Regions from separate parts of the Mus musculus genome. Here region 1 is linked to region 2. The links are chromatin loops, found by intact Hi-C in ENCODE. Cell type or tissue: gastrocnemius. All regions are shown on one strand. Links, peaks and the distances in the headings refer to the core of each region. The heading gives the core; the rest is flanking DNA. Region 1 overlaps Myom1 (myomesin 1). Region 2 holds the start of Myl12a (myosin, light chain 12A, regulatory, non-sarcomeric).

What was found. Peaks named below come from ENCODE experiments on the same cell type or tissue, not always from the same donor. Only the 100,000 strongest peaks of a DNase experiment are listed, where the experiment ranks them.
Region 1: it touches region 2 in a loop (2.4-fold over the local background); 4 of 42 quality-filtered maps call a loop at or near these places.

What each region holds. Positions count from the first base shown.
Region 1 is chr17:71,059,608-71,069,350 of GRCm38, reverse strand. Myom1 (myomesin 1) reads right to left here. Exons shown (of 37, transcript NM_001083934.1): 11 at 8,085-8,226; 12 at 4,704-4,903; 13 at 1,982-2,038. Among named protein-coding and RNA genes, the nearest start is that of Myom1, 45 kb to the right of the region's middle. In gastrocnemius, for the core only: a CTCF peak has its summit at 4,551 (motif pointing left); no DNase peak of the experiment used is centred there.
Region 2 is chr17:70,998,759-71,008,501 of GRCm38, reverse strand. It overlaps Myl12a (myosin, light chain 12A, regulatory, non-sarcomeric), which reads left to right and starts at 5,969. Exons shown (of 4, transcript NM_026064.2): 1 at 5,969-6,394. It also overlaps a transcript of Myom1 not described here. In gastrocnemius, for the core only: a CTCF peak has its summit at 4,212 (motif pointing left); no DNase peak of the experiment used is centred there; H3K4me3 peaks cover 1,371 bases; H3K27ac peaks cover 2,285 bases.

The DNA.
Region 1 (9,743 bases), core at 3,231-5,730, 61 kb before region 2:
GCAGCGTGGCTCCCACACTATCATTGCTGCCTCTAACTGGACTAAACTCTCCGAAGCTCTGCATGGAAACTGTCAAACTGGAACTCTATGTTCATCGAGGATATATTAAAGAACAAATGTTAAACAAAGACCTTTTCAGACACACAAAGGAAAGTTGATTGATAACCGGAAAATCCGAGCTAAGGGAAAGTTGAGAGATGTGCTTCTGCCGAAAGAAAATCTGGTCAGATAGAACTCTGGAATCTAGACACTGAAAAGAAAATAAAAGTGAAGGATGCAGTCGCACATGCTTGTGAGAGATCTTGTTTGAAATGAAGGAGAGGAGGATGAAGGAGAGATTAAAATGTGAGTAAACACAGAAACGTTCTTCAGGGGCTGGAGAGACGGTATCTCCTCCTCCACTGTTCTGAGACTGGAGAAATGGCTCCACGGTTAAGAACAGCAGCTGCTCCTTTAGAGGAGCAAGGTTTGGTTCTCAGCACACACAGAGTGGCTCTCAACCATGTCTAACTCCAGTTCCAGAGCATCCACTGCCCTCTCTGTCGGGGGTACCAGGCACACGCAGAGTGCACTTACATGAAGCAGGCAAAACACTCATACACAAAACAAAGATGAAGAGATCTTTAAAATGATGGGGTTTTAAAAAACAAAAAACAAATGAACGAAAAACCCTCTTTTCTAACTTTTAAAATCTCTCTGAAGAATCGATGACTACTTGAAGCCAATACAATATATTAACATTTATGATCTATACACAAATACAATGTATGACAATGGCAGCAAGGAATGGAAAAGGTAGGCTGATAATTAAGTATATCAAAAATGTCAAATGTTTAAGCTTAAAATAAAGAATGACATAATGTAGATGAGAGAGAATAATTAAAACATGTCCAAGTCCGAAGAAAAGAGAAAATGGGAAAAAGAAAACTGGTGTCACCAATAAACATATGATGACAGATTGAAATTCAGTCATGTCAAATTATCACACATGGGCCTGTGACATGGCTCAGCAGGTAAAGACTTCCTGCTAAGCCTCAGAGCCCATAGAAGAGCCAGGCAGGCACGGTGTCTGCCTGCTGTCCCAGTGCCTGGGACAGAGAGACACAGGATTCCCAGGGCAACCTTGAGAGATGTGCTAGCTAGAACCCGTGAGTTCTCACTACCATGAGACCCTGTCTCATTAGGTAGAGAACACCCAAGAAAGACACTCCACATGCCTGTGCATGTATGTGCACCTATGCACATACAAACATGAATGAACCACACACACACATACGCATATGCAATTAAGAATGTAAAGTGGAACTATCATTTTGGTAAACAGCAATTTCTTTGAAAATAAAACATGCACCTGCCACACGGCCCACCAATCTCTCTCCTAAGTAGTCACCCTAGAGAGGTGACAACCACATATCCATGCAAACACAGATGGCTCACGGAAACCTCTAGCAGGGTACAGATACGTTGGAATTGACTAATGGCTACATCTATATGATAAATCATAAAGTAAGTATGCTAGTGATAGGAAATAAAGATGAGTATGATCTTATTTATGCAAAATGTGGCCAATTCAAACTATGGTGTCAGGAAGCAGGACTGTGGTGAGAGGGAGGAGGGACCATGAAAGAACATGATAAGGTAGAAGTGCCAGGCATGTCATGATGATGTGCACACACATGAGGCTTATCAGATTGAACTCTGACATGTGCACAGTTCATCGTATAACAACTGCTTCGCAATATGTCGTATAAAATGAAACGTGATCCTTTGGGGCCTGGAAGTACAGCTCATAGGGTGAAGTATGTCCTTGGCCTGTCCATGGCCCTGGGTTCGAGCCTCAGCCCCCGCCACCCCACACCTCACCAATCTGCCTTCTCAGGATGTTCTTTCAAAAGCTTCATGGACAATAATATATTTTTATGAGCAAAGAAAGCTAAATCACACAGGCAACAGTGGCGTCTAGAGAGGACAGAGTTTTTACCTGTAGGCTCTTCTTCCGTGACAATGATCTGTCCAGTCCAGGGTGCTGAAGGATGACCTGAACGGACAAGTATAAAGGTCACATGTTCACAGATGTGCTGTTGTCTCTATGATAAACCAATAAACTGGCTGCATGAGTCAAATGGGTTGTAGTTCTCCTGTGTAAATTCCTAATGCGTCTTTATCAATGTGTGTAAAGTACTGGGTGAAGCATACCCCTCCCTGACAGTTTCTGGAGTCTCTCTGGACTGCGCTAAATTGTGCTCCCATATCTGCTCAATACACATCCCTTGAAGCAAACAGGCTTTCCCATGCCTTCTTCAGAGACAGCACATTTGGAAGAAACACCACTAGGACAGTCAGAAGCCTAACAGCTCTCTATCTATAGAGGAGGCAGGATCAGGCAGGAGAGCTGAGTGGGAGCAAGCCCTTCCTATTGTTTTTGAAAAGTATTGTCCATGGGAAGTCAGTCTGAATCCTTCCTGAGTGAGGAAGAAGGAAGAAAGAGTATAGAGGTAAACACCTCCTACTGGGTTGTCTCACCCAGCCTTAATATCAGGGGATGTGCCTAGTCTACTTACAGCATGCTGCGCCATGTTTCATCGATATCCCTGGGAAGCCTGCCCTTTTCTGAAGGTAAATAGAGGCTCTGAGTGAGAGGGAGGAAGCGGTGGGTGGGGGGTTAGGAGGAGAGGACAGAGGGGAAACTGTGATCGGTGTGTAATATACTAGAGAAGAATAAAAAAAATTTTAAAAGAAAATAAAAAGAAGGGGGTGGGCTCCATCTTGTGACCCTGAAAGCATGAAAAAAGAGAACAGCAGGTGGAAGAGAGGGCTAAGCAGGTAAAGGGGCTTGCTGCCAAGCCTGAGGACATGAGTTCAGTCCCAGGGACCCGCCTGGAAGAAGGAGAGAGAACTGGCTCCTGATAGTCGTTTGTCCTCTGGCTTCCACATGAACACTGTTGGCATGCACGCCCACATACATATATACACATAAACCCACACAGATAAGTAGGTAGATAGAAAGATAGATGATAGATGGATAGATAGATAGATCGATAGATAGATGATAGATGAGCAGATGGATAGATAGAGGATAGATAGATAAATGATAGAAGATAGATAGAGGATAAACATAAACAGCTAAATGATAGAAGATAAATAGACAGATAGATAGATAGACAGACAGATAGATGGTAGATGACTAGATAGATAGATAGTAGATGACTAGACAGGTGATAGGTAGACAATAGAAGATACATACATAAAAGATACATGCACACATAAATACACACATACATATATTCATACATACATACATACATACATACTTTAGGGAAGAAACAATGGCTCAATCTTGCCTTACTAGGGGGAATTTCCACCCAAGTCTGCACAGGAAACAGGAAGGCACAGAGATGACAGTGCTTGTTATTCATAAACATCTTGTTTTACAGGCATTCAGAAGGAGTAGAAGAAAGTGTGAGGTGGAACTGCCTAAGAGGAGTCTACAGGTGATGGTATCTTTCTTGGAGTTTTGTGATATCACTAGAAGGAACTGAGGCAAAGAATAGAACTTTATGTGCGGCATGGACCTGTAACCCCCCCACAAGGGTTAGCCCCTAGCCACTGGGGTATTTGGTAGCATCTGGAAACTTTCTGGATTAAAACAGGCAAATAATACCGTCACCGTGTCACAGGCAGAGACAAGGGCTATCTGTAAGCATCCCACATTCACATCCCTTCACAACTGCTGGCCCTGTGACGAGGGCCATTGGACAGAATGAAATGTTACTATCTAGTGATGCTTATGATGTTATTATAGACCCTAGTATTGGGAATGCCATACAGGTTCCCGTAGAAGGCAGAATTTATGTACATGGCTTTGGCATTCAGACTTGGAAGATAAATAGATGTAAATAGGTAAAATAATTATCTTTATAGGTTTTTATATTATATTTTAATTGTGTATCCCTGTGCACGTGTATGTCTTTGTATGTGAGGGTGCATGTGATTGCATATATACCACAGAGCACATATGGAGGTCAGGGTACACCTTGCAGGAGTCAGAACTCTCCTTCCACCACGGAGGTCCTGGGCATTGAACTCAGATAGGTCAGGCTTGGCAGCAGGCACCTTTACCGGCTGAGCTATCTTGACAGCCCAAGATTATTTTATATTACCTAAATGGAAACGCAATTTTTTTTTTAATCAACACAGAGACGCTCACAGGGGTTCAAGATTAGTGCTTTGATGAAGACGTCAAGGTCAAGAAATTCGCTTTGAACCGTAAATGCAGTTATATTCAGAATACACTAATAATGTGGATAAAAATGATCTTCGAGCTATTTGTCCCCATATTCATTCCACACCTCATGCTTATTATACAGATTGGCAAGGTACACTTTCCTGAGTAATGTTTTTAAAAAGATAAAATAAAATGAGGGTTTTAAAAAACACTCAAAAGAAATAATGAATCAAAAACAAATTATTTTTTATCCTCTTGGGCTCGCTCCAAACACGGGATTTTTCTGATTGGAAAAGGATTTCATATTCTTGTCTCCCTCTAGTGGAGAGGAGAGGAATTACTTGTAGTGACACCTACCACAGGTTTCTTGGTTTTGTTTTGGATTTTGGTGATGGGGGGGGTTGTTTGTTTTGGTTTGGTTTGGTTTGGTTTTGCTTTTGCTTTTCAAGAAAGATGCAGACAAATGAAAAGGACTTACTTTTTAGTCTAGCTTTCTCAGCTGGATCCAAAGCCGCCACAGGCTCAGAAACTCGGGATGGCAGGCCTATTCCAGTTTTATTCACAGCTCGGACTCTGAATATGTAGGAACGGCCTTCTATCAAGCCAGTGACTGGAAACCGAGCAAACTTCACAGGTGTGTCATTGCACTGAGACCAGGTATCTGTGCCCACCTCACACCTGAGGGAAAGGAGAATTAGCAGGATGTCAGGCAGACTACGACTAAGGTGAAAATTCACCCTCTCGCTTCAGATCTTCCCCGTGCCAAAACATGGAACTCCTGCCTGGCTTCCTAGTCCTAGACTTCAGACACTCAGTTCCTCTCAAGTTCAATGTGTCTTTTTAAATTTTTCTTTTAAAAAAAACTCAAGTATTTGTGTGTGTGTGTGTGTGTGTGTGAGTGTGTATATGTATGTCTGTGCCTGTATGTGTGACTGTGTGTGTGTGTGTGTGTGTGTGTGTGTGTGAGTGAGCGGAGTGTGTGACTGTGCATGTGTGTGTGTGTATGTGTGTGCGCACTAGTGCCACAAATTGTGTGTGGAAGTCAAAGGACAGCTTGAAGGAGGTTTTTCTTCCTCCGTCAGGTGGGGTATGGGCATCTGTCCACCTGTATTCACTACATCTCACCAGCCAGCAACTAGACATGTTTTAACATGAAGAACGAAGCCTCAGACCTTTCTAAACAAGCAGCTGATTTGTCTTGTGTGTCAAGAAGAGGAGTGAGAAAATCACGCAGGTATCAGAATCCTTTTTTTGTTTTTTAATGTGTATGAGTGTTTTGCACGTATGTGTACCTGTGCCCCACTTGTACACGGTGCCTGCCAAGAACAGATGGAGTTGGATCCCTTGGAACCGGAGTTGCAGGCAGGTGCGAGCTGCCATGTGGGTGGTGGGACTTGAACCCGGGTCCTCGGAAGCCAGTGCTTTGACCACTGAGCTGACTCTCCAGAATCTTTATTCAGGAGAGGTTTGGGAAAAAGATCCCTCATCCCTGCCCCACTGACACCTTTGACTCCACTGCCAGTCGTCTCTCTCTGTCTTCTTCAGGTGCTTTCTTGTAAAAGCAGAACTACTGTAGGATAAGTTGGGACCTAAAAAGATAACTGGACAGCTGGGCGTGATCACAACCCTGAGGCTAGTCTCGGCTCTACAGGGAGACTTTCCAAAAGGTGAGCCAACCATCCAAAACAGAAGGAAAAGCTATTTGTACTGCAGTTTGGCAAGCCGCTCACTGTTTTCCTACTTGGTGATCACTGTGTTCTGTGTGAGTACAAGGGTCAGGAGGTTATCGTAACGTTTTTGTTTCTTCTCTTTCCTCATCCTCCACTCTGTTCTCTCTCCCAAGCTGGTTTTGAACTCATGACCCTCGTGCCTCTACCTCCTAAGGACTGGGACTGCATATCCTGCCCGGCCATGTTTTTTTATTTTACAACGAGGCTCATGGTTTCCACGGGGAAATGGAGTGCTTTGGAAAACGCTTTCAGCTGCCTGCTAACGTAGCAGCTGGGACCCAAGAATGGAGTCAGAGAACTGCTCAGAAGATTGCAATAGTTCACATGACGGCATTGAGCCAATCAACACAGCTCCAGAGACAACCCTGGAGAGAACTGTGCAGCATTATAATACAGCAACTCCTTGTTCTTATTGCAAGTAGTACACAGTGCTTTTAGTTTAAAATGCATCCCCAATACAGCACTATGTTCAAAATGTATAATTCCCAACTAGTTCTCATGGGAGGGCAGTGCCAAAAAATTGGGATATGGCTGGGAAAGGGGGATCTCCCCTTCGTCACTATCATTTACATTCTTTGATATCGATAACGACTGCTTTATTTAACGTTATGTAAATTCCCATAAAATGTATTTGCAATTCATGTCTTCCATCCACTCTCCCTAAATGTCTGCTTTGTAGAGTTTCTGGAGTTGCTATGTGTGGGAAAATGGCAGGGAGCTGAGGAGACTACAGCAGTTATGCTAGAGGTGTCTCCCAAGGTCTGTCTGTCTGTCTGTTCAGACATTACCACTGTGACTCAGTGACACTAAAATATGCTTCTCAGCCTTCATTTGTGCAGGTGAAGGCATCATCTCTAGAAGCTTCTATAGCATGTTGGAGCAGAAAGAGCACTGGCCTACAGCTGAGCTGTGTTTGAATCCTAGCTCTGGGCTTTCTACCCATGTGACCTTAGGCAGGGTAACAGGGTATCTTTGCTGGCATGTGGCTTGGGCCAGCTCTTTCTTTCCTACCTGTAAAAGCAAGGCCTGTCCAGGATGGTCAAGGGCTAGTGGTAAGTACATGCAGTGTTTTGAACAGTGTTTAGCAAACAGTAGCTATTAGCCATGCCGTCATTTATCATGGCCAAGGCAAGAGAAGAACAGCATGCGTTGCTTACCCTGTCTATAAAGTGTGCAGATCCCTTGGCTGTTTGTCAAAGACAACAAAGCAGAGACTGACAGTACAAAAGAGTTTATGTAAGCCTCCACATTCACCGGAAGTAAGTGAGCTTCCATTCTATTTTACATCTACGGCTAAAATAGAACCGACTACAAACATTCCTCTGTCAGGTACTGAGCACAGTAAATAGAGTTGGGTTTTGGTTTTGTTTGTTTGTTTGTTTTACTTGTTGTTACAACTATGAGGTTTGATGCATTGATATAGAGCTGTCTCTAATTGTTTGCACAGCCCAAAGCAAAAAGAGCTGGAGCGACCACTCTAAGAAAAACTAAGTAGAGGATCACCTACTTGGGCCAATAGTTTGAATTCATTGCTTGTATTGTTCAAACACAGTAGATGTGTAAATGTGCAAAAATGACAACTCTTGGGATCCATCAGTTCTGAAGGCTATACTCAAGAAAGACTCTTGGGTAAGAGTGTAGCCCAACACTGGGAATTTTTGTTACTATTTCTTATGTTATATGGATAACTTGAAACCACATCATACAGTATAAGGAATTAATTTGTGCCCCTAAAGTCAGTACTTTTAAATGACTGTCATACCAGGAATGCAGTTGTTTAGTATATTGAATATCAGTTACTTCAATTCTACAGTGGCCTCTGCTGATAGGTTTACAATTTAACTATATTCTTGCCATGTTAGTGACTTGAGTTGATTGTCAAATCAAAAGGATTAATGTAAATAAGTAGGTACTAATACGTATGTAGTTATGTGTAGTATACATATATATTGCATACATTGTATATATTATACACACATCACATACATACATACATACACACACAGAGAGAAAGAGAGGTAGAGGAGGAAAAAGTCAGAGACAGCATTTCACTTAGAAATAACAGGAGGAAATCAAGCGCACATCTGGACACCTACAGAACTATGACTGAGGTTAGGCCAAGCACTAACTTATCGATAAAGTATCCCAGGATAGGGCTCCCTCCATCCACAGCTGGCTGCTTCCAAGAGATGATGATGTAATCCTTGTTAGCATCCAAAGACACCACATCCAAGGGTGCAGCTGGGGCTCCTTCGATCTCTGCATCAGCATCTGTAGAGACAGAGGGATCCCGTAAGCTGCTCAGCCAGGCTCTGCCAGCTCGGCAGACTGTGGTCACGGCGCACACATTTCCCACACGTCACAGTAGCTACGTAGTCGGCTTCACAGAGCAAGCTCCAAGTCTTATCATTTGTTCAGCAATATAACAAGGTATGCTTTCCACTTCTGGTGGAAGATCATTAGATGAGAGAATAAAGGGGGCTCTGAAAAGAACCCATGAACCTTTTCTTCTTGGTTCTCAAAATTTACCCCCCAAAATTAATAGGGAGATGTCAGCTAGGTGATTCATGCCAGAGAGTCCATTCTTAAGACATTGTTTGGCAATGGTACTCACCCAGGAGAAAACACTCCTCCCAACTGAACAATCTTTCCCTACGAGCTACACCTCTGCAACGCTTGTGAGTTACAAAGGTGTTTGATATGATGGCAGAAACCTTTGCAGACCTCTGGGTTTAATGTTAATAGGTTGGCGTTACTTGTGAAGAGCTCAGGTTACCTGGGTTTTGGACATTCTGTTTCATGACCTATAAACCATCAGGGCGTGTTCTCTGGGAAAATGTCTCCTGCAGACACACTAAATGAGAAGGACACCAACAAACCATGGCCAGGGCTGAACGTAGAACGTTTCCTGCATGCCAAGCAACAGGAAACGAGTGCTTTCCTGGGCACTCCCGTCTCTTCCCAGGCTTTGCAAGCAGGGCAGAGACAGAAGGAAGAGCAGAGCAAGAATGCAGTGGTGATGCTGATGCTGATGCTGATGCTGATGCTGATGCTGATGCTGATGCTGATGCTGATAAAGCCCAAGTACCAGAAGAGGCACTCAGAGGAGGTCTCTCTCTAGGGGAACAGCTAGCAACAACACAGAAACGTCCTTGTCTTAAAGGCCTATGACTCCACATACTGATGGAGTAATTCCCGTGTTAACAGAGCAGAGTCTAGTTAGCTGAGCAGCCGGCGATTCTGGGTTGTAATAGAAAGCAGGGGACAGGAGGTGTCCAGAGAGCCACAGACCAGCATTTCTATAACAAAGGGTGCAAGATGCCATTCAGGGGGTGAGCTTGAAGATCTATTAAGTTACTTAGGCATTCATCCGCATATGGCCACCTCTGGACCACACCTTCCATGTGCTGACCCTGAGGAAACATGTCCCAGAAAAGCCTGCCTCAAGGATACTAGCCTCTTCTTCATCAGCTGATGCTTCAACTCCAACTGACAAGCGCTCATTGTTCCAGGAAAGCAAAGGTTTCATTTTTGTGGCTTTTAATTCACAATACCACAAGAATAATCACAGTTTAGCTGTGTCTGGGGAATGGCGGCCCCACTGTCTGGTGATGATATTACTTCGTAAACAATCATGTCTTCTGTTTCCTGTATTATCTTCCACTTTTACTAACCTTGGGCATGGGTGTTTGTCAGAGTTGCTTTCCTAAGTTCATTTAACGCTCTTCTGGGTGCCCGTCCTGGCTAGTTTTATGTCTGCTTGATACAAGCTGGAGTCATTTGGGAAG
Region 2 (9,743 bases), core at 3,194-5,693:
ATTTCTCAACATTCAACAGTTTCTTTTTTTTTTTAAATTATTTGTTTATTTTATGTATATGAGTACACTGTAACTGTCTTCAGACACACTAAAAGAGGGCATCAAATCCCATTACAGATGGTTGTGAGCCACCATGTGGTTGCTGGGAATTGAACTCAGGACCTCTGGAAGAGCAGTCAATGCTCTTAACCGCCAAACCATCTCTCTAGCCCCATTCAACAGTTTCTTATATACAACAAAAATCAAAAGTAATCAAGCCAGTCAGGTAGCTAAGGGGGTAAAAGTGCTAGCTACCAAGCCTGGTGGATGAAACTTCAGCCCGGGAACCCAAATGGTAAAAGAAGAGAACTGATTCCCACAGCTTGTCTTTTGACACATGCACACACACACAAACACACACACACACACAGAGATATACACACACAAACACAGACATACACAAACACAGACATACACACAAACACAGACATACACACACAGACAGACAGACACACACACAAGCACAGATACACATATAGAGACATATACACACATACACAGAGAGACATACACAGAGAGTCATATATACACACACAGTCATACAGAGAGAGAGACATATACACACAGAAACACACAGAGAGACATACACAGAGAAAGATATACACAGAGAGAGAGGCACAAAGAGAGTCATACACAGAGAGAGAGAGAGAGACAGAGACAGAGACATAAGAAATACATACATACATACACAAACACAGAAACACACACTTAAGATTTTTTAAAAAATAAAAAACATAGGTTTCTCAATTGTGCTAACTAGCTATATGCACCCAAGTAAGTAATTACCAAATATTTGTTGATATTCATAAATAATTAGAGGAGCAGGGGTGGGATTTATCTCCTATCCTTGGAAAATCAAAGACATAACTTACACTTTTGGCTTTTTGTATGACTATTAAGAGAACCTGTGCAAGTAACTGAAGTATCTTGAATCTCGACTTGTGTAAGAAAAGCAAACAATAGTGTCTTCAGGCCCTACAGGGCTGTGGCGAGAATTAAATGTTACACAAATACCTGGCACGTGCTGGGCACATGGTAATTTTAGCTCCTTTTTTCTTTTTAGACCTGACCTCAGAAAACTGTCCTGTCACTTGGTACTCATAGTACCCCCAAACCATTACTTAATACTGAGCCCCCAAATCAGTGGTTATCGTGGTTTCTCAATCTCAGCCCTTCAGGCAGCATCTCTAACTCCTCTCTAGTGGCCAGCAGCAGCCCTCTGGTTATGAAGACGCAGAATGTCTCCTGACATGTTCCTTCAGAGGCAAAGTCTGCACGCCTTCCTCCCTGGCTCCTGAGAACCCCAGCACTGGTGGAATATGAACTCACGTTTTAGTGGGACTTGGATGTGATTTGGAGAGAGGTCCTTAGGAGATAAAAAAATTTAGACAGACCATAGGGTAAGGCCCTCATCAGTTAGGACGCATAGGAAGAAGAAAGGAAAGTCTCTCTGCCATGTAGGACAGGGCAAGGAGGTGGCTGTCTGTGACCATAAAGATGGTTTCAGCAAGAAGTGAACCAACCAGACCCTCCATGTTGGACTTTTCAGCCTCCACAGAGTGGAAAACAAATTCTCGTTATTTGAGCCACCTGGCCTGTGAGTGAATAGAGATTTTAAATAGAAAAGAGAAACTTGCTAAGCATCACAGACACGTATTGTTTAGGGATAACCATCTTTTCATTTTCATTGTTACGGCTTCATTTTTGTGGGTGTGTGTCAGTGGACGGTCAGGGTCCAGCCTTGACTTTCAGCTACCGAGGTGGAACACGAGATGGTCCAGAAGATAGTGACTTCTGACAATTAACTCTCCCTTGCTATTCTGACACCAAAAGCTGATGACTTCTGGCAAATGACTTTGAAAGCAGTGGGGGAAATAGGAAAGAAAATTACTTGGGCTCTTTAACTCAAGAGCCACTTGCTAGCTTGGAGAGGCTTGGAGCTCATTAACTATTCATGAGACAGGGAGAAAGAAAAGGATAGAGAAAAAGTCATGTGCATGTGTACACACACACACACACACACACACACACACACTTGGCCAGGCCCAAACCACCAGTTCCATTCATTTCATATGTGCATGTGCACACTTATATACCTACACATATGCCTACATACATATATATGTAGATGCATTTAGATAGACAGACATATATACACATTTGGTGGGTGGAGCAGAGCCCCAACAGCCACACTTTGCTGTTTCTCTCAGCCCTTTTATAGCTTCTTAGACAAAAATTCTTTATAAAATTAACTCACAGATAAAATCTTTTTGTAACAAAAGGGAGTTACAGAAAGATGTTGATAGTAAGTTCAAAGCAGTGTTTATTCTATAAGCTCATTATAAGTTCAAAGCCACAGTTTCCCATAGCCTTGCTTTATCATAGTGCACACCTGTGGCTCCATCCTTGGACCTGACCTAGAATGACTGTTTTCCCTTGATCTCAAATATGCCCCAAGCCTCTTTTTCTTCCTAGTGCAGTTTACATGCTTGTGACACCGAACTCTATTTGTAGATTTTTATTCTACAGGGGGCTTAAAGATACTTGAATCAGTTCAGGAGTTCTAGAAAATCATAATCAGGAATTATGAAATCATCGGTCCATCTAAACAGCATTATTACATGAAAGTACATCTTCATATTGATCCTCAGGAAATTTGTCCAGTAGGGTGGGCTGATGTCCAGGAATCACTAGGCTATGTAATAGTGGCAGGAAAGGCACATCAGCAGCAAGAAGCCATCTGGGATGAAGTCTCTGGGTCCATGCCTCTCCAGAGTGCACCCATCACAGTCATGCAAAATGATGGACCACCTCCAGATAACTCATTGTTCTGCCACAGCCTTTCCTACATGGCTGTGCCAAAGGACAGCTTGTGGAAGTTAGTTCTCTCCTTTTGCCATGTGGGTCCCAGGAATTTAACTTGGGTCACTAGATCTGGTGGCAGGCTGAGCCATCTTGCCAGCCCTTATATAAATTTCCTACTATAAGTTTCAGCTACAACTCTGAAAGCCACTAGAAGTTGGGGAAATGGCTGATATGCCTATAACTGCAGCAGTGATGGGCAGACACGGGCAGGGGAGCAGGGGGTGGTAGGCGGGGGTGTGGGGACTCCCCAGGCTTGCTGGCTGGGCAGCCTAGTACAAACAGGGAGCTTCTGATTCAGGGAGAGACAGAGTGATAGAGGAAGACATCGGACATCTTGCTCCATCTGCATGCTAATGCACAGTGTGCACCTGCACAATGAGTTACAGATACCATTTACACCATACCACCCCCCACATATACACACAATCCCATAGACAGCGTTTAAAAGCCACTCTTGAAAAATCTTCTTTTTTAAAAAAGATTTATTTATTTATCTTATGTATATGAGTATACACTGTAGCTGTACAGATGGTTGTGAGCCTTCATCTGGTTGTTGGGAATTGAATTTAGGACCTCTGCCTGCTCTTGTCAACCCCACTCGCTCAGTCCCTGCTCGCTCTGGCCCAAAGATTTATATATTATTATAAATAAGTACACTGTAGCTGTCTTCAGATACACCAGAAGAGGATGTCAGATCTCATTGTGGGTGGTTGCATAATGTGGTTGCTGGGATTTGAACTCAGGACCATCGGAAGAGCAGTCAGTGCTCTTACCCGCTGAGCCATCTCACCAGCTCTGAGAAATCTTCTTTTAAAGCAATAAGTGTCTTAGTTTGGGATTTATTGTGAAGAGACACCATGACCAAGGCAACTTTTATAAGGACAACATTTCATTGGGCTGGCTTACAGTTTCAGAGGTTCAGTCCATTATCATCAGGGCAGCGTCCCGGCAGACACTGTGCTGGAGGAGCCAAGAGTCTGGATCTGAAGGCGACCAGGAGAGGCTGTCCTCTGCGGTAGGAGACTGTCCTCTGCGGTAGCTAGAGGAGACTGCCTTTCCACATTAGGTGGAGCCTGAGCATAGGCGACACAAAGCCTACTCCAACAGTGATACACTTCCTCCAACAAGGCCACACCCACTCCAACTAGGTCTTACCTAATAGTGCCACTCACTCCCTGTGCCAATCGCATTCAAACCACCCACAGTAAGCAAGGAGCTGGAGAGGTAGCTTAGCAGTTAAGAGTACTGGCTGTTCTTGCAGAGGTTTTGGCTTCAATTCCCAGCACCCACATATATGGGATCTGATGCCCTCTTCTGGTGTGTAGATGTACATGCAGTTGAATATCCATATACACAAAAGAAATAACTGAAATTGTAAATGATCTCATTTCACCAGAAAGCCTTGTAAGGCGGGCTGGAGGGATATCAGAAAATTAGGCCTCAGGTCAACCCAGGGACTTGCTCTCCGAGTTACACAGCTTGCTAAAGGAAAGATATGGGGCAGAACCCAAACTGTCAAACTTGGAGTAAAAAGGACTCACCTGCTGTTTCATGAAGAGTTCTGTTAGGTTACAAAAGAACAGGCTCGTAGATGTCAGAGGCCTTCAGAAGTGGGTGTAGTCATTAGAACTTCATATCAGACATTACACTATGCAGACTTCCTTTTCCACCTTGATTTGATATGTCCATGGTTATCTATGGCAATGAATACAGGGTGAACAGAAACCAATTTCATATGAGCTGGGTTCTTTGCCCCTCCAGAGGACCTGACACACTTCTCTCTCCTCTTTCCTCTATCAACTCCTAGAATCGGCACAATTGCCCTCTGGGACATCTTCCACTAGTCCCCAGGTAGGTTTATTTGCTCTTCTGTAACTTATTCATATTTGTTTCCTTGTAGATCTCCGCCCTTTCTCTTCCATCCCACAACCCAGTCCCGAGGTAGCAACTGTTCATTTTAAAACAGGCAAGCCAGAGCCTTCCCCCTCCTCCCACAGCACTTACCAGTCTAAACCTATTGATTCATTTGGCAAGGACATATCAGGCAGCTCCTAGAGAAGCAACAAGGTCCCGTTTTCCAGCTGAGGTGGGACGGATAATGCCCATCCTGAAAAGGGGTTTTGGTGTTCTCCTTCTGGACAGGGAGCTGAGGAAGGCCTAAGCTTTCCAGGGTGACAGGCCACCTCCTCGTAGAGGCATTAGGGCATTGCTGCACTGCCTCAGAATCCACGGTCTCTGACTGCTCAGACCTCTGAGTTTGTACTGTCATAGCCAGCCACCAGCTGTGTCCCCAGTCTTCCTTAAAAGTCATGTTGGGCCCCTTAAAGTCCCTGAAGATGAAGAACACACTCTTAAAGACCTTGGTGTAGGGAGCTGGAGATGAAGTACCCAGTTATTTGTATTTGTACAAGTATCAAAGGGAGAAAAATTTTGTTTCTGACATCTGTAGGATTAGGACATTTTCCCCCTCAGCGGCTCTGCTTTTGAGTTAACTTCAAACCATATCACTGATTAATGGGAGGAATGTTTCTTGAAGAAAACATCCAGTCTTGGGGATACGAATCCCGCCAGGCTCGTAATAATCTCTCTTCCTTTAAATAAGAACTATTGTTAGCAGCTGCTCCACGCAAGGAGACCCGGCGGGTAAATTGGTCCAGCACTTTATTCCAATTACATCATTCACCCTCGAGCGACATAGGTGGAGCAAGCAGGAGTCACCATCAGGGTAAAGGGGGACTCTTGTAGAAAGTTCCAGAGAACGTTTGGGAAGAGGGCAATCGATATTGAATTCATGAACTCTTAAGTGGACCAAAGAGACAGCGCGGCGGCGGCCCTGAAACTTCAGTGTTTCCTCCCGCGTGGGAAGCGTGAAGAACTCCATAAAAAACTCCCACGCTGCCCAGACCCAGAGGCGCTGACCTAGACAGTGAGTCACCCTAGCTTCCTGCGCAGGCGCGCTCCAGCTGCGGGGCGAGGGGAGGCCCCGGGCTCTGGGGGGCGGGGCCAGGGCCAGTCACGTGACGTCCGCGGCCCGGCTCCTCAATTGCCCTAAAAGGACTTAGACGGGGGTCCCCGCCTCTCGCCGCGCTCTGGAATGCGGGCAGAGGGAGAGCTCCGGGCCAGGCGCAACCATCTGCTGACAGGGGGGAGGGCGCAGAATCACAATTCTAAAAGAGACGGGAGAAAGAGGAAGAGCCGGTGATTAGACCGAGAGACCCTCCACAGGATTCTTTAAGCCCTACTCCGCGTCCCGGACTCCCCGTCGGCGCCCCACGCCTGCCATCCGCTCTGTCACCTTCCCCGAGGCGCCCCCTCCCGTCCGGGCTGGCGCACCGAGGCGAAGGAGCATGGCCGCTAGGCTTCCTTCCGGTTCGCGAGCGGAGGCCGGAAGTGGCCGTACTGCGGAGTCTGGAAAGTTAGAAAGTCTGGGAGGGCGGCAGCGGCGGAGCTTCGCGGAGACGCTCACTCTCGGTTCTCGCGGCTGAGCAGGGTGAGTGGTGCTGGCCGCGGCGCGGGGCGGGGGCGGCTCGGTCCGGCCCGGGAAGGTGTCCCCGCGGGGCGGCGGGGACCGGCGGGAGCCGCGGCTCGGGGAGCGTACCTGGGCATGTGTGCGCGAGCCGGGGGAGAGCTGGAGCGAGCTGGGGGCGGCCGGGGCGCAGACCCCGCTCTGCTTCCCACACTAGGAACTTGGGAAATGTTGCTTAGCTCGCCGGCGCCGCGCGCCTTGGATCCTTGCCTCCCCGCGAAACCAGAGAGCCCCAGAGAGCTGACTCCGGAGCTCTGTTGAGTTGCTAACGTAAACTTGCCGGGATCGAGGAGGGAGTGTGCGGATAAAACCGTAAGATAGCACCGCCACCCTCGGCAACTGTCGTCGCAGCTGCGCGGCTATGTGTAGTAGCAAGACCCTGTTCAGATATACAACTCTAGTGTGCGCCCCTCTAAGTAAAACTTTTTTAAAGCGGTATTTGAACAGAGAGGAGATTTAGAGCTTCTTTTGCCTGTCGAGGGGGCTAAGTCGACTCTACAGAGGAGTGTTATTAAGAGTCTTTCAGTAGGCGTATAAACTATATTATAGATCTTTAGAGATCTTTTAAGATTTTAACATCTGAAGTGCAGACGTTGTATCAAAAGGTGACGAAAGCGAATCTTCACTAAAATTGCTGATATTTTCTTTTTTTTCTGGATGGCCTTTGATGAGGATTAATTAGAAAGGTATTTTGTCTTCAAAAGTGAGGTGTAGTTGACAAGTCGATCCTGGCGACTAATGACTTTTAAAAGGTGCTCAAAACTTTTTTTGGGTGTGGCTGTGGGAAGATCCAAGCTGACTGTCAACCGGAAGTGTGCCTAAGAAATAAAGACTTGGTTTTCCTTGAAACTGAAATACCAACTTTTAAAAACTGAGTCTATCCCCTCCCCCACATCTCATCTAGTAAGAAATGCACTGATTAAATAATAGAGATTTGATCTGGACTTCGAAGCAGGCCAAATACCTGAGGTTTTGAAATGGGAGTATTTGGAAGGATATATTTACTAGTTTTAAGAGAGCTTTTTTATTAAAAGGTATTAACTAAGTATGCTTAGTTTAGATGTTCTGTTAAGAATTTCTATCTTTTACATCTATTACAAGTTTAGGCACGTGAGATTCTATTTAATTTAGGCAATCTCATGTATATCTTTGTATGGCTTAGTCCTACTTAAGAAGTTTCATAGTCTGCTCTTTTGTTGTTGTTGTTAATTTGTTTGTTAGTTTGGGTAGGGTCTCCTTTTAGTCCATGCTGGCCTGGAACTTAAGATGGTCTTCCTACTTCCAGGGCTAGGATTATAAATCCAGTTACCAGCCATCACACCAGCTTTAGCGTTTTCAAAACTTAAGTACCAACGTTTCTATAAAGTCTACATTTCTAAAGATTCTGTAAAATCTGGTTGCCCTTGGCATGTGGAGAAAGCCTCTCCAGGACTGTCTTCACAGTCTGATGTCTTCCTTAAGCATGAGGCTGTCGCTTATTCTTGGGGGGGGGGGGGGTAGCTCAGTGGCAGAGTGCATACCTAGCATACATGAGGCAGAACTGCAAACAACCCACACCATACACCATGCATGGCTACAGCACTGTCTTGGTTTAAAACAAGGTTATACTCATTGCCATCTGTGAATAGAAACTACCTTGACCACCCTTGCCCTCCCTTCTCTGTTGATGATCTGAAACTTTCTGCTGTTTTCTAGAAGGCCAGCCAGCCAGTCTCATACCAAAGATCTTTCACAAAGCCTTCAAAGTGAGGTTCTCAGGTGATCCTGCCGTAAACCCTAACAAATATTTGCAGTTTTATTCTGCTCTTTTTAAACTAACTTGAGGATTATTTTACAGCTTCACATTTTTAGAACTACAGCAAAGAGACCAGCGCCACTCTCAAAGATTCCCTCTGACGTCACCGTGCTCCTTTACCTGAGCTTGGACAGAGAGATTAGAGTTTCTCTTGCCTGTCGAGGGGGCTCAGTCGACTCTACAGAGGAGTGTTATTAAGAGTCTTTCAGTAGGCGTATAAAATATATTAGAGATCTTTAGAGATCTTTTAAGATTTTAACATCTGAAGTGCAAAAGTTGTATCCAAAGGTACGAAAGCGAATCTCCACTAAAATTTTGGATATTTTCTTTTCTCTCGCGTTTGTAGGTTGGTGTTGTTTGGGTAGGTGGGTATTTGGCTGTGTCATGGCTGTGAAGCTCCAGGTTTCTGTGTGGGAGACAGACCTGTGAGTCAATGTCATCTTGAAAGAGTTGCGGCCCAGCATCATACATATTACCAGATTTGGACAGAATTGGCTTCTTTGTTTGTTTGTTTGTTTTTTGTTTTTTGTTTTTGTTTTTTTCAAGACAGGGTTTCTGTGTGTAGCCCTGGCTGTCCTGGAACTCACTTTGTAGACCAGGCTGGCCTCGAACTCAGAAATCCACCTCCCTCTGCCTCCCAAGTGCTGGGACAGAATTAGCTTCTTGAAGTACGACAAACATCTGATCTTGATTCTACAAACAGTGATAATGTCACTTCCAAGTGATAGTGACTGGATTTGCAGTCTCCTCTCTGAGCCTTAGAAAGAAGGGAACCATTCTGAACTCTTAAGTGTTTAATGATCACGTCTCACTGTGCATCCACAGCTGCCTCCCAGTGTTGGGGTTAAAGCATTCACCACCCGCATCACATTTTCATTACCTTTATGCCTTGTTTTAACTTGAGAGTCACTGCTCTGGAATGGGAAGTATGTAGCTCATTGCCCAAGTCGGACCAATCATTGTACTGCATTCCTTTCCTGCTGTGTGGATAGGTTACATACGAGCTTTAACACTTTTAAACTTAAGTTAATATAATTAGCCGGTCCTAATACAATTGAATTAAGTATGGGATAAGCTAACACTCTGTGTGAAGCTGTTGCTAATGCTGAATAAAACCTCTTTTCCGCTGCTTATAATGTGTTTACTAATTTTTAAATGCATGCTTTAGGTAATAGGAAATAATAAAAATTACATGTTACTTTTAACATTTGAAGCATTTTACTAAGGAAGTTTAAGAATTCCCCCGTCAAATGTAGTTTTTACATGAGAATTTTGTAGATTAAAAAAAAAATGCACCTTCCTCGGCTATTTGACCTGTGGTCCTCATCAGGTTTTCTTTTTTTTAAGATTTATTTATTTATTATGTGTGTGTACACTGTAGCTGTCTTCAGACACTCCAGAAGAGGGCATCAGATTTTTGTTACGGATGGTCGTGAGCCACCATGTGGTTGCTGGGATTTGAACTCAGGATCTTTGGAAGAGCAGTCGGTGCTCTGGAATCTCTCCAGCCCCTCAGTT